Linked DNA regions of Homo sapiens: all the other regions are linked to region 4. The links are chromatin contacts, found by Hi-C or POLR2A ChIA-PET in ENCODE. All regions are on one chromosome and are shown on one strand. Each heading gives the region's core, a stretch centred on a gene start or an enhancer-like site at or near the end of the contact. The rest is flanking DNA. Distances are from core to core; before and after follow the strand shown. Region 1 holds the start of OPA1 (OPA1 mitochondrial dynamin like GTPase). Region 2 holds the start of SENP2 (SUMO specific peptidase 2). Region 3 holds the start of EIF4A2 (eukaryotic translation initiation factor 4A2). Region 4 holds the start of IL1RAP (interleukin 1 receptor accessory protein).

The links. Hi-C counts contacts between places; a loop is a spot of excess contacts on that map. ChIA-PET counts read pairs that join two places held with the same protein, here RNA polymerase II (POLR2A). Pooled maps may share reads with other maps.
Region 1: a loop to region 4 is called in a map of CD8-positive, alpha-beta T cell, with 19 times the contacts of the local background. The contact joins the promoter of OPA1 here to the promoter of IL1RAP in region 4. A Hi-C loop is called at or near these places in 2 of 168 maps with a recorded cell type or tissue (CD8-positive, alpha-beta T cell and naive thymus-derived CD4-positive, alpha-beta T cell), 1 of 37 single-sample maps with no recorded cell type and 9 of 50 pooled maps.
Region 2: a map of B cell shows a loop between it and region 4 (33-fold over the local background). The contact joins the promoter of SENP2 here to the promoter of IL1RAP in region 4. A Hi-C loop is called at or near these places in 1 of 168 maps with a recorded cell type or tissue (B cell) and 5 of 50 pooled maps. POLR2A ChIA-PET finds 5 or more read pairs at or near these places in 2 of 52 experiments (CD4-positive, alpha-beta T cell and T-cell).
Region 3: a loop to region 4 is called in a map of naive thymus-derived CD4-positive, alpha-beta T cell, with 12 times the contacts of the local background. The contact joins the promoter of EIF4A2 here to the promoter of IL1RAP in region 4. A Hi-C loop is called at or near these places in 1 of 168 maps with a recorded cell type or tissue (naive thymus-derived CD4-positive, alpha-beta T cell) and 5 of 50 pooled maps.

The regions. Positions count from the first base shown.
Region 1 is chr3:193,591,375-193,594,722 of GRCh38, forward strand. OPA1 (OPA1 mitochondrial dynamin like GTPase) reads left to right here and starts at 1,834. Exons shown (of 31, transcript NM_130837.3): 1 at 1,834-2,035. The coding sequence starts at 2,004. It also overlaps a transcript of ATP13A4 not described here. RefSeq lists enhancers at 1,496-2,147, 1,543-1,612, 1,663-1,712, 2,148-2,799, 2,313-2,392 and a silencer at 1,933-2,082.
Region 2 is chr3:185,583,933-185,587,606 of GRCh38, forward strand. It overlaps SENP2 (SUMO specific peptidase 2), which reads left to right and starts at 2,363. Exons shown (of 17, transcript NM_021627.3): 1 at 2,363-2,582. The coding sequence starts at 2,482. RefSeq lists enhancers at 602-1,221, 1,222-1,840, 1,841-2,459, 1,953-2,002, 2,043-2,442.
Region 3 is chr3:186,782,168-186,785,318 of GRCh38, forward strand. It overlaps EIF4A2 (eukaryotic translation initiation factor 4A2), which reads left to right and starts at 1,410. Exons shown (of 11, transcript NM_001967.4): 1 at 1,410-1,472; 2 at 2,265-2,310; 3 at 2,397-2,529; 4 at 2,795-2,934. The coding sequence starts at 1,444. SNORD2 (small nucleolar RNA, C/D box 2) reads left to right here and starts at 2,629; the gene lies at 2,629-2,698. RefSeq lists an enhancer at 2,086-2,315.
Region 4 is chr3:190,512,097-190,515,528 of GRCh38, forward strand. It overlaps IL1RAP (interleukin 1 receptor accessory protein), which reads left to right and starts at 1,989. Exons shown (of 12, transcript NM_002182.4): 1 at 1,989-2,123. RefSeq lists enhancers at 1,336-1,425, 2,178-2,679, 2,680-3,179 and a silencer at 1,576-1,925.

The DNA of each region.
Region 1 (3,348 bases), core at 584-3,083, 3.1 Mb after region 4:
GTCTAAACCAAACAAAACAGGTCTGTGGGCTGAATTTGGTCCAATGGTTGCAGTTTATTATACAACAGTTTGCCCTTTTTTCATGGCAACACTATGTATCTATGGGAGATCATTCCTTATCAGGACATACAGACCTAAAGCATAGGTTTTCATGGCTAGTACGGATGTAATTTATGTGTCTAGTTCCTATACATGGACATTTATACTGATTCCAATCTTTTCCCATTTCATACAGTGCAGAAATAAACATCATCATGCATACATCTTTGCATACATGGGAATGATTCCACAGGATAAATGCCTAGAAGTAGAACTGCAAAACAAGGGCTTCATAAAACATATGATAACCATATATAAATGGTGATGGTGGTTAGTTTCTCCTTTTTTTATGGTTAAAGTCTTTTATCCCTAATTTTTCTTTTTTGTTGTTGTTGTTAAAGTCTCTTGGTTTCTCTTATTTTATTTTCTAAAATAACAAGGAAGTAACGATTACAAAGACACTTTTTGTACAACCCTACAATCCCAGGAAGATCTACAGTTTGCACAGGTTGGTACAGCAAATTGCTCTCTGGACCTGCCATTGAAACAGTCACCACAATAAATAAAGAAAATTCTAAGAGTCCTGCATTTGGGAAGTTTACTATCAATGGCTAGGTCTACTCTTGGTGGTATTGTGAGTGCATGGGTCCAGACTTATGATTCTGACAATTAAGGGAAAAGGAATTGTCTTTATGCTCTGTGTATTTGTGTATGTGTGTGGCATGGGTGGGGGGCGGGTAGTGGGGAGGAGGTGAAAGGTCCCTGAAGTAAAGAGGATGCACAGGACCCTTTTATTTTAGTCCCTAAAAATTGGCTTCATAACCGTTCACAGGCCACATCCCTTTTACGGGCCCTGGTTTCCTTACAAAACATAAAAGGTTTGTGTTGGAAGGGGAAAGGAGTATTTAAAGTGATGGAGGAGAGGAGCTCAAGATGGCTGAGATCTGGGCCTGTCCAACATTGAGAAATTTGGGAGGGGAGCCATCAAAGAAGCCTGGGAGCAGCAGTTCCAGGGAAAAAGGAGAATGTGATGGCCAGAGAGCCAAAAGAAAAAGTAGTTGAAGGAGTGCTCAGCACTAGGCATCTGAACTGAATGCTGTGGCAGGCTCACTGGCCACAAACAATAGGGAGCTGGTGGAGGCCTTGACGAGGACCATTTCAACAAACTGGTGGGCTTAAAATCCGGAAGAAACAGTTGAACAAATCATTTTGACGCCTTTTATAAACCACACAAGCTTATTCCAAACCCGTTACTGGCCTAACTGATTTAAGTCCCTTTCCCATCTGATCCTCAGAGATTCTAAGGGACTTAGCCTATCCATGACTCTTCGTCCTGCTTCTCACCTCCCATGATTGCCCTAACGATGTGAAAGTGCTTTCAAACAAAGATGCCCAAGAAAGAAGGTAGGCAAATGTGCAAGCATTAGTTTGTAGTACGCTATTACTGTATTTCACCTTGCACTCTCTAGTTTCCTTCGTGCTCCCTCAATATCCAACTCTTAATAAATTCATGGCTCCCGGTGAGCATTCATCAATTCTCATTCCACGCCTTTAGCCCTTCCCGTTCCCGCCCAACTCTCGCTCCCTCCCCTGGCCAAATCTCTAACCTGCAAGGCTAATTCCGAATTCCAAATCGGAAGCAAGAGGGCGGGGCCCCGTGAGAGGCGATGGATTGCTCCAGTCCGTTCCCGACGCACTGTGCGCATGCGCTGGTCCTCCGCGGACCGTTCGTGCTGCCCGCCTAGAAAGGGTGAAGTGGTTGTTTCCGTGACGGACTGAGTACGGGTGCCTGTCAGGCTCTTGCGGAAGTCCATGCGCCATTGGGAGGGCCTCGGCCGCGGCTCTGTGCCCTTGCTGCTGAGGGCCACTTCCTGGGTCATTCCTGGACCGGGAGCCGGGCTGGGGCTCACACGGGGGCTCCCGCGTGGCCGTCTCGGCGCCTGCGTGACCTCCCCGCCGGCGGGATGTGGCGACTACGTCGGGCCGCTGTGGCCTGGTAAGTGCAGGCTCTAATCTGGCCCCGTTAATTCTGGGGCCTCTTGAGAGTGGGGCTGTCTTATCTCTATCTCCAAAAATGTGCAGGTGACTCTCAGGCCAGGCCGACGGCAGTTGGAGAATTCCCAGATGTTCTTGAGGACCCAGAATGACAGGAGCCCTGGCTGGGCTTACGTTCGGAGCCGGCTTCAATACTGGCCCTTTTCTCTGGCCCTACCCAACCCGAAAATTCTGGACGCCTCTCAATCTTGGCCCGTCTCTATTGTCCTTTTGTCTCTGCCCTTTACACCCTTGTGTCTTCAGTGTTCTGTCTGTCTCTGGTTGCCTCTTTTGCCTTTTTTCTGTCCTCTCCCTGCCAGGTTTGGCTCTGTCCATGAGTCACCTCTCTCCACATTTCTCCTAACTCTCGGTGTCTTCTTTTTCTTCCATTTCCACGCCATGTGTACATTGCATCTTCAGGTACCTGGGCTCTTCTATCGGGGAAAGGGGCGTCCGTCTCTTTCCCTAGCCCGCTGATAGAAGTCAGAACTAGAGCAATGACGCACACGGTGTCAGAGACGGTGATTCGAGATGCCCTTTCAATAGCAGCTTTTTTCTGTGTTTCGGGAGGGAGACTTACTTTTTGATGCAAGGTCGTGAACGTGGCACCACCTTTCTAATCTCAATCATTGTTGCCCTGGGGTGGTTTAATTCTAAATAGAAAATCATAGAAATCTTTTCATTTCTGTGCGTTACTATATGCATTGTAATGAGATTAAATTGGATTTTATAGGAAATTTTGTTCTAGTATCATTAGATACCTTCAAGCTTAGCTCATTGTTGCAGGCATTTGATAGGAAGTAAGATGCATCAAGCAAAATTGGAAAAACGTGGTTTTCCTGAATTAACTTCTAAGCAGTTGTTTTGAATTTTTTCCAGACCTTTTTAAGTGGTATAGATAATTTATCGTGTTTATAAGGAATGGAATGCATTCGTTAGTTTGTTTTTGTTTTGTTTTGAGACGGAGTCTTGCTCTGTCGTCCAGGCTGGAGTGCAGTAGCGCTATCTCGGCTCACTGCAACCTCCGCCTCCCAGGTTCAAGCAATTCTCCTGTCTCCGCCTCCGGAGTAGCTGGAATTACAGGCACGCGCCAGCACGCCTAGCTAATTTTTGTATTTTTAGTAGAGAGGGGGTTTCACCATTTTGGCCAGGCTGGTCTCGAACTCCTGACCTCATGTGATCCACCCTCCTCGACTTCCCAAAGTGCTGGGATTACAACCGTGAGCCACCGCGCCCGGCCCAATTTGTTTTATATAGGTTAACTGGAGTCCAAAA
Region 2 (3,674 bases), core at 1,113-3,612, 4.9 Mb before region 4:
TTTGGCAAAGGCAAAGCCCAACTCTCAATAGTGAGTGGAAGGGACAGACGTAACTGAACTGCTTTGCACAATAATGCCAATGACTGTCTTTTGTTAATAGGAGTCCTGACTCTTGATTACATTTACGGGGAGTCCAGCCTGAAATAGTCGGGGTAGAGGTAGAGGGAAAAGTCCCTTCTGTTGGCAGCTTGCCAAAGGTGTTACGAGTAAAGGGATGGCCTTGAGGTGAAGGGAATTCCTTTGCGAGACAATAGGCCAGGGACTATAGATGCTACATAATCTAATAGCCACTTCTAAGTCTTCTCAGCTTTGTAATGCCCCAAACTTTCAGCAACAGCCTGGTTGGTGTTTGCTATGCTTAGGGGAATAAGGGAGGCGGGTGTGTCCACACTTAGGATTTGCTTCCATCCTCTAGGATATGACCCCAGCCCCCGAGGCCAGAGTGGTGGTAGCTTCAGGTGTGTGGCTGGTGATTCTGAAGCTCTAGGGGGTGGCTTGCAGCACAATTCTGGAATGCTACATATATATATATATATATATATATATATATATATATATATATATACACACATACACACACACACACACACATACACACACACATGTATTTATTTTATTTATTTATTTTTTGAGACAGAGTCTTGCTCTGTTGCCTAGGCTGGAGTGCAGTGGTGCAATCTCCGCTTACTGCAACCTCCACCTCCCAGGTTCAAGCGATTCTCCTGCCTCAGCCTTCCAAGTAGCTGGGATTACAGGAGTGTACTACCATGCCTGGCTAATTTTTGTATTTTTTTTTTTAGTAGAGATGGGGTTGTCTCACCATGTTGGCCAGGCTGGTCTTGAACTCCTGTCCTCAAGTGATCCGCCTGCCTTGGCATCCCAAAATGCTGGGATTACAGGCGTGTGCCACCACACCCGGCCTGGAATGCTGTCTATTGAGGAAAGGAAGAGGCTGTACTGGGGAGTGCCAGCGTTGAAGTTCAAGCAAGTGTAAAACTCTGGCCTTAACTGAATCACAAGTAGGAAACAAGTTAATCAGGAATGGATTTGTGGGGCATGAAAACCTTTGAGGATTCTTAGGATTGTTTGGAAGAGGGGACTGGATTTTCTATCACTAAATAGGGTGGGATTTGTTTTACAGTTGATAATTTTTTGATGGGGTGCGTCAGGGTCCCACTCTGTCACCCTGGCTGGAGTGCAGTGGCGTGATCACGACTCACTGCAGTCTCAACCTCCTGGGCTCAAGTGATCGTCTCACCTCAGCCTACCAAGTAGTTGGGACTACAGGTGCGTGCCACCACACCCGGCTAATTTTTGTATTTTTTGTAAAGATGGGGTTTTACTATGTTGCACAGACTGGTCTCAAACTCCTGGGCTCAAGCTATCTGCCCACCTCAGCCTCCCAAAGTGCTGGGATTAAAGGCAGGAGCCACCGCGCCCGGCCTATAGTTGACAATTAACTAGAAGTGTGACATTGGAATTATAGAGGGAGAGTAACGAGACTCATTACTTACTAGCCCAGGGTAGGAGACATTAGTGGGCCGCAGGTTTCATCCTTAAATTTCTGTGAAGCCTTTCTTGAGGACATCTGCCCTTTCCTTCTCTCCCTCAGTGTGTGGTTTTCCTTTCTCTGGCTCCCACTGCACTCTGCACATACCTTTATCACAGCAACCACTTACGGTGTATTGTAATTTGTAATTATCTATGTACATGTCTCCAAGTAGACTGACCTCAAGGGCGAGGGACTGGCGCTGGTACTCAGACCCCGGGTTCAAGTTCCAGCCACGTCTCTAGCTAGTTTTGTGATCTTAGACAAATAACTTAATCGCTCTATGCCTCAATTTCCTTGACTTATAAAACTGGCTTAAGACTCTCTGTCACACGCCATTGCTGGGCATATTAAGGTGACAATGCGTGAAAAGTACGAGGCAAAAGGTAAGTGCAAAATAAAGGGCGCCTAAAACGGTAAACGTGTGTTAATTAACCTGATCTACCTTTACATGTGCATTCAGCAAACACTGAGCACCTAATGTCCTCTGGGACCCCGGAACGCCTCCTCCGGAGTGGAGCAGCCTCACATGTGGCCTGTGGGCCTTGTCCCACGGGCCGGCTCCGGATTGGCTCCGCCGAAGAGAAAACCCTGCCGACAGCCCTTCCGATCTCGTCAGCGATTGGGCCGGGACCGTCCCACAATTACTCTTGTTGCTGGGCTCGGAAATAGGGAGCGGTGCTAGGTTGCGCGTGCGCAGATTGAGAATGGAGCTTTCCGGTCGGGCGGGAGGAGGTGACGTCAGGAGTGGTGGCGGGCGGGGGCCTCTGGTAGCCCTGGGGACGCTGTATCTGTGGGCTCTTGAATCGCGTCACAAATCAGCGACCGAACTCTGGCGGTGGTGGTTAAGACGGCGAAGGCGGCAGCGGCGGCGACAGCTCTGGGGTTTGCGTCTCGGGGTGTGTCGGCCGCCGCTGCTGCTTGGGCCTGGTATGTACAGATGGCTGGTTAGGATTCTCGGCACCATTTTCCGTTTCTGCGACCGGTCGGTGCCCCCTGCCCGGGCCCTCCTGAAGAGGCGGCGCTCAGACAGGTGAGACGAGAGGGGGCTGAGCGCCAGCCTGGCCTTACCCCCTCCCCCACAGCGGGCTCCTCGGCCGTGATAGCTTTGATTCAGCCAGGCTCACCCGAAACAGGTCGCCGGGATCCTAGTGACGTAGTCGCTCCCGCCAGGCTGTAGGGAGGCAGCTCCTGATGAAGGAGGAGCTGGTCGTCTTCGTAGCGGCCGGTGATGGCAGGGTCTTTGACATTCTTGTCAGAGGCCAAGCTGGTTGCTGATAACAAATGGGGCTTTGCCGCTCTTAGGCTGAACACTAACATTGAAGGAATACTGTCTTTGTTGTGGCTCACTGTTTACAAAGCACCCTCGCAAGTGTCATCTGCAGACATTAAGTGCAGTTGAAGTGAGATTCATAGCTTGCCCAAAGCCGTTTTGACTGCAAGTACTGTCCTTGCAGCAAGAAACAGCACCTGTTTTGTTCCAAAACAGCTGTCAAACAGTCTGTGTGTTTGGGGCCAGAAGGGTTTTGTGCTTTAGAATTAGTGAATGAGTAAAAAGGCTTAGGTGCCTCACTCCTTTAAAACAATCACTAGTCTGTACTCTTAAATTCGGTTAAAATTTGGGGGAAACGCAAAGCTATTCTTTTCTTTTTTTCTTTTTCTTTTGGTTGAGACGGAGTCTTGCTCTGTCGCCCAGGCTGGAGTGCAGTGGTGCGATCTCGGCTTACCGCAACCTCCGCCTCCTGGGTTCAAGCGATTCCCCTGCCTCAGCCTCCCAAGTAGCTGGGATTGCAGGTGTGCACCACCACGCCTGGCTAATTTTTGTGTTTTTAGTAGAGATGGGGTTTCACTATATTGGCTAGGCTGGCCTTGAACTCCTGACCTCAAGTGATCCGCCCACCCCAGCCTTTGGAAGTGCTGGGACTGCAGGCATGAGCCACTGCACTCAGCCCCAAAAGCTATTCTTATTTAGCATCTACTCTTTGGAGTGTCCCATTTTATTGTATCGACCTCCTTACCTAAAAATCTGGAAAATAAAATACTATACAAATTCTATGCCCCCTCTTCAACTTTAGTGATCAAGTGTTAATTTTTTTTTTTTTTGAGAAGGAGTCTCGCTCTGTCC
Region 3 (3,151 bases), core at 160-2,659, 3.7 Mb before region 4:
CAGAAAATATCTGGCATCACCTCAAATCTGGATTTCGAACATTACAGAGGGATGAATGAGGAGCAGTACCACTGGACTGAGGGCCTGGCCCACTTTGCCATCTTGGTATTCTTAATCTTTGTCCTAGTTCCTGGCACGATAAGAATTTTCAAATAAATAAATAATTTTTGTATTAAAAAAGTAGTATTTAGAACCGAATATCTTCTATAATATAGAAAATTGAGTCAGCTTTCCCAGTAATGATTCTTTAAGTTGGCCTTCTGAAATATGAGAAAATGTTACCCTGATAGTCTCGATGATATTTTGCACCATGGGTAGGGTTGTATTTTAAAGTTAAATGACTACATATATTGTTTTTTGTTTTTGTCGAGAGACCTGAGATGGGGCTAATTGAAAACGTCTGGAGCTTAAAGACCCGTGCAGTTTACGCAGCAAGGATATTATTGCTCTGAATTTCAATAAATCAACATTTCACTATATATCGGCAAAGTCTACAGCCTTTAAAAAATGACCAATATAGACGGAATCAAAACCGATGTAGTCCCAAAGCGGCACAGAGCTGTATCTGCCAAAGCGTCCATTTAAATTCGTGCGTTCCAAGGAAAATTACTGCTTAGTTTCTATCCATTTGCAAAAGTTTATGATTTTTTTCAGGCATTCCTCACACCTGTTAGGTTAAAATCAGTAACACTCTTAAAAAGAAAGCGAGAGACCGGAAATGATATGAGAATAGAATTGGCCACTCCAGAGACATCTGCAAATGACACTCCATTTTTCCTTCTCGCGCTGCAAAATGTACCGGTAAACCGGACTTCCCGGGACTCGCTGGGTGGCCGACATTTTCCCTAGCAGGAATTTTACGTTTCCAAGATCTGAATGGATGTTAACGGTCGGGCTAAATGCCAGGCAGGTCTTCATTGTGGAATTAAACAGCGGTGGGAGCAAGCGGAATAACCGAGTTCCCCTCCCGCACCTGAGTGCCGGCAGCGAGCCGCGAGCCGGGACCTGTCACCCGCGGGAAGCCCCGGCCGCCCGACGAACAGCATCTCCGGTTTCCGCCTCCGGCTCCGGCGCGGCTCCCCCGGCCCGCCTCTGCGTCAGGGACGCGGAAACCCCGTAGGAGCAGGGCGGGCGGGGAAAGCGAGGTTTAACTAACTCCGCAGCTATATTCTTCCGCCGCGAGGTAAAGAGTCCCAACCCAACCCCGGGCCCTAGGATTTCCAGCGACCCTGTAATATCGAGAAATTACCACATTTGGGTTTTTCTACCAACTTGCTTAGGATTTTATCCGAGGTAACGACCCCAGGATCACAATTTTGTAGCTGACCGAAGCACGGCGAGAAAATTCCTCCGCAAGAAACGGGTTCCGGCCACGAGCCTATAAAAAACGGGTGGTTGGGCGCCGCTGTCTTTTCAGTCGGGCGCTGAGTGGTTTTTCGGATCATGTCTGGTGGCTCCGCGGATTATAACAGGTATGCAGTCTGTTGGCGGTCGCGGTCTGTAGTGAAGGTCATAGGGCGCCAGGGGAGATGATAGTGGATGGCACGGAGGCAAAAACTCTAAATTAATGGACGTTTTCTTAGGGTACAGCACTCCTGTGCCCTTCCAGAAGCTTCCATGATGGGTAGGGCCCGGATTGTGGGGAGATAGGACGGTGGTGCGAAAGCAGTGGCTAAAGGGCGTTTTTCCTCTCTAAGACATTACGAAACTTCGGCTGCTTTCCTTCCCAGTGTAGAGCACGGGAAACATGGAGTAAAAAGCCGTGGCGCAGTCCGAGTTCGGTACACTGTAACCAGGACCCGAAGCTTTATTTTCGGTCATCCACACGAGTTGGGGGAGGGTCCTAGGCTTTACTTGGGGAAGGGTTGGAGGCAGCGGTCTCCACTCGGCCACGGCGCGGAGGCGACGGGACAGGACCGGTGCCGGTGAACCGTTGGCATCGCCCTCGCCAGGCCGCTCCGCCCGCGTCAATCACCCGGCTTGCGCATTGTTGGGGGCGGAGTTCGGCGCTCCGAGCTCTCGCGAGACGCTCCGCAGTTGAAACGGGATCGCCATGCGCTCGGGCCTGGGGGGCTGCCTTTCCGGGCATCCGCAGGCCCCAACCTTTAGGGAAGGCGCACAGTGTGGATATTCGCCCTGAGGCTGCTGCTTTAGCTTGTGCAGGGGAGGCTAACGTGCTGAGACGGGTTGCAAAGGGCTATGCGCTTAAGGTGCAGTTGAGGTGGCCTGGAAGGGGTGTCTGACTGCAGTATTCTTGTCAGCAGAGAACATGGCGGCCCAGAGGGAATGGACCCCGATGGTGTCATCGAGGTAAGAAACGGTTGTGGATCTTGAAGCTTTGGAAAGGTGAGTGTGTTCATCTCATTTATGCGTGCATTATTTTTTCTAACTTACAGAGCAACTGGAATGAGATTGTTGATAACTTTGATGATATGAATTTAAAGGAGTCTCTCCTTCGTGGCATCTATGCTTACGGTTTTGAGAAGCCTTCCGCTATTCAGCAGAGAGCTATTATTCCCTGTATTAAAGGTAAAAGAAACTGGCATTTTTAGGAAATTGTTCTACATAGACATGAACCATAAAAGGGAAAGTAACCTCTGGGGGACTAGCACCTGTTTGTATTCCTTAAAGTGAAATGATGGCAATCATCTTTCGGGACTGACCTGAAATGAAGAGAATACTCATTGCTGATCACTTGATTATTTGGGCATAATGTTCCAAATGGAATACATGGTGTGAAGTAGAAGTGACAATTTGATGTGGGATCGGTAAATGTGTATCCTACTTTTTTTAGGGTATGATGTGATTGCTCAAGCTCAGTCAGGTACTGGCAAGACAGCCACATTTGCTATTTCCATCCTGCAACAGTTGGAGATTGAGTTCAAGGAGACCCAAGCACTAGTATTGGCCCCCACCAGAGAACTGGCTCAACAGGTATTGATAGTGTAGTTCAAAAAAACTGCTTGCGTGTTGCATAGGTTTCAGGTTTCACAACTGTGAAGAATTTAAAACTTAGTATAAATTGGTCCTACCAGATCCCTCCTTTTAATTGTCCATGCATGCAGGGAGTTTTTGTTGAAAGTTTTAAAAGAACTGGGTATGCAGGTATGGTTTGTAGGGTTGTATACTAATAGATTGAGAATCCGAAGCG
Region 4 (3,432 bases), core at 739-3,238:
ATGCAAATATTTTATTCTGTGCGTAGACAGCGTTGGTTAACTAATCATTTTCATTTCCAACCATTTATATTGTGTTCAAACTACAATATACTATGAATATTTGTCTATATGATTATTCATCTTAATGTTATCTTCCTTAAGCTATGAGTAGCCCTTCAATGTCCGGGAATATACATCTGGTTCAATTCTGAATTACTAGCATCTGTTTGGCTTCTAGGTAGTACATGAGACTGAGTAGCGGCTGAGAGCATGAACGTCGAGTGTCTCTAGTCTCATTTTGTATTCTCCACTTGTAGGCCTGTAGCCTTGGTCAAGTTATTTAAATTCCCTTTATCTCCTTTATGAACTGGAGATAATAATAGCACCCTCCAGGTTGTATTGAGGGTTACCTGAATTAATATACACAAAGTCCTTATGATTGCACCTTTTTATTTTGTAAGCACTGTGTAAATGCTTCAGTGTACTATATATATATAAAAGTCTGTGCCCAGAATATATTTAAGGAATGAATAATAAATCAGAAAATGTTTTATTGTTGCTTCATACAGGTAACATTTTAAATTCTTTTGGATTATTTTCTCTTTGGTTCAGTGACAATGTTGTGAGCAGGTGCTGGGTCCCAGGTATCCTGAGATAAATAAAAATTTTGAGCAATTAATTTTCATAAGTGATGTCAAGAAGTAAAGTATCATGAACATTTCTATGGCTCCAATTACACTGATATTTCACCTTAGGAACTGAAGCTCCGCCAGGGCAGGGGCAGCCTCTGAGTTTCGTACTGCTGTGCACCTTTAGCAGCACGGGCACCTGCTGGTTTCATTTCCTTCCCACTCACCTGGGCCCTTTTCTTATTTCACATCTTTTTTCTCCTTTTCCTTAAATGCTTTCTCTGAATCTTGATTCTTGAAAATAAATTAGTAGGATTCAGTTAGGTAGGAGGAGGAGAAAAGAAGATGTGATGAGCAAGAAGATGTGCGAAGACTCGTCAGTCTGGTAGGTGGCTTTGGTTAGGGGGTTTCAGAAATGGGGACAGGTCATGAAGGGCCTTGCCAGTCAGGAAAAATCATGAGGCACTAGCAGTAGGAACACAGCAGAAGGTGCCTGAACAAGAGAGATGACTTAATGAAAGCCTTTATAACGCTTCCCGGGATATATTACAGACTACCATCTACAGTGGCAGAGGGCAGCTGAAGGAAGGCTCTTGCAAAAACTTGGGGAAATGGAAATGAATGAAGGCAAATATTTGTTTTGAGATTATTTCCTTCTATGTAACCTATTAGTTCTTTTATTCGTTCCCCATACATGTATTGAGTGCCTACTTTGTGCCAGGCACTGTGCTAGGCAATGGGTATATTACCAGTGGACAATACAGATTTAGTCTTGCTGTCATGTCCTGTTGCTTGCTCATATGAATGTCAGTTCAAGACAGCAAGAGCTCAGGACTGCGGAGATCGCATCTACATCCTGCCGCGCTCTGTGCCGGCACAGGGTGGTTGCGAAAATCGTGCAGTCTGAATTGATTCAAGGCCTTGCAGCATGATTGCTAAATACGTCGAGACAGGAAGAAAGGGCAGGGTGGCACCGATCTCAACTGCGAGAGCACGATCTTGCAATGAGCGCATGTGTGCGCCTCGGTGTGTAGTGAGGGGCGTAGCTTCCCACAGCGCCTGGCAGCGTGCCGAGCTGCGCTGCAGGACTAACCCTCTCCTTTCCCCGCGCGCTCAAGCCCGCACAGGCGGTGGCAGGGAGCCGAAGGGGCCGAGCGCAGCCTTGCATCCGTCCGCAGGCGGGCCCGGCGCCGCGCCTCCTGGCGGCGGGCGGGACCGTCCAGGACGCCGCCCCGCGGCCGCAGCTCCTGGAAGCCCAGAGCGCCGGTGGATCGCGAGCCAAGGCGGCGGGTGGAGCCTGAGCCGTGAGGCCGTGGCCAATCGCGCCGCTCCGGGGGAGGAGCCCCAAAGGGGGAAAAGAAAGTGCGGCGGAAAGTAAGAGGCTCACTGGGGAAGACTGCCGGGATCCAGGTCTCCGGGGTCCGCTTTGGCCAGAGGCGCGGAAGGAAGCAGTGCCCGGCGACACTGCACCCATCCCGGCTGCTTTTGCTGCGCCCTCTCAGCTTCCCAAGAAAGGTGAGTCTCGCGCCGCCGTGAGGGCTCAGAAGTCACCAAGCCGCAGAATCTCAGGGTAGACGGATTCTTAGAGATCCTATCGTTAAACCCTCCTACTTTACAGAAGAGGAAACTGAGGCACAGAACGAGGCAGCGGCTGGGATAGGTCATACTGCTAGTTAGGACTGGAGCCCGGATTCGAACCCAAACGTTCAGAGACCCATCTTTGCTTTGCAGGGATTTAAGTAACGCGGTTGTGGGACGTCTGCTCGTTGCCGCCCCCATCCTCAGCCCTTTGAGGGGTCTACCCTTGTTTTCCTCCTCACCGCCCCCTCCCCGCTACCACCCCCCGCCCCCATCTCCTCCTTGGTTTCTCCAGACCGCTGCTGGAAGCGCCGAGGACAGAAGGAAGCGGTGTGTCCCAGCACGCCCACTCGGTATCACGTCGCTCTCAGCGCAGAGCTGTGACAGCCTGGGAAAATGCTGCTTGCAGCCTCACTCCCTCTTCCCCTGACCTGCTTTCTCAGAAAGATGCCCCTTCAGAGGGTGTCGGACCAGCTTCTGGAGGAGCGCGGGGAGAGAGGAGCGAGGCCCGGGCGCCAGTGACCTCCTATGGTACTGTTTCTTCCCAGCCCCGGAGGAAGCGGAGCTAGTGGCCCTGTGGGGCACAGGGTGCCCCTCACTTGGGAAGAGCTGACTTCATGGAACCATAGAGCCCCTTCCCTCTTCTAAATACTGAGAGGGAGCAAGGAAGCTGAGTTAAAGAGAAAATCACAAACATAAAAGCAAACTTCGGCTGTTTCCTTTAAGAGCTAGCCCACAGCCTGTCTTCCCTCCACCTTCTGGTTGTGAAATTGTGAACCAGGGCGCCACGCGAAGCATTCTGCTGCTCTGCTGTACAGATCCCTGGTTTAGCTACTGGATGAGAAAGAGGACTTGAGTTTTGACTCCAGCTCTTCCATGTATTAGCAGTGTGAACTTGGGCAAGTTATCTCACCTTTCCGATACTGGGTTTTTCTTTTCTTTCTTTCTTCCTTTTTTTTTTTTCCAGCCAAAAAATGGAGATTTATAATGGTCACAATGAGCCCTTTGGGTAGTTGGAAGGATGAAATGGGATCATTCAAGTAGCATGTTTAGCACAGTGCCTGGCCTGGCATCTGGTTGGTTCAAAACCAATGGCAACTATTGTAAATATTGTTACATAGTAACCTTGCAGACAGTGGGTTTTCAGAAAGGTGATTTCATACCATCTTACAGAGGCATTTTAAAAAAATCTGTAAATGTGGTGTCTTTCTTCTTTTGAATTTGAGCAACTCTTTTATAATAAGAA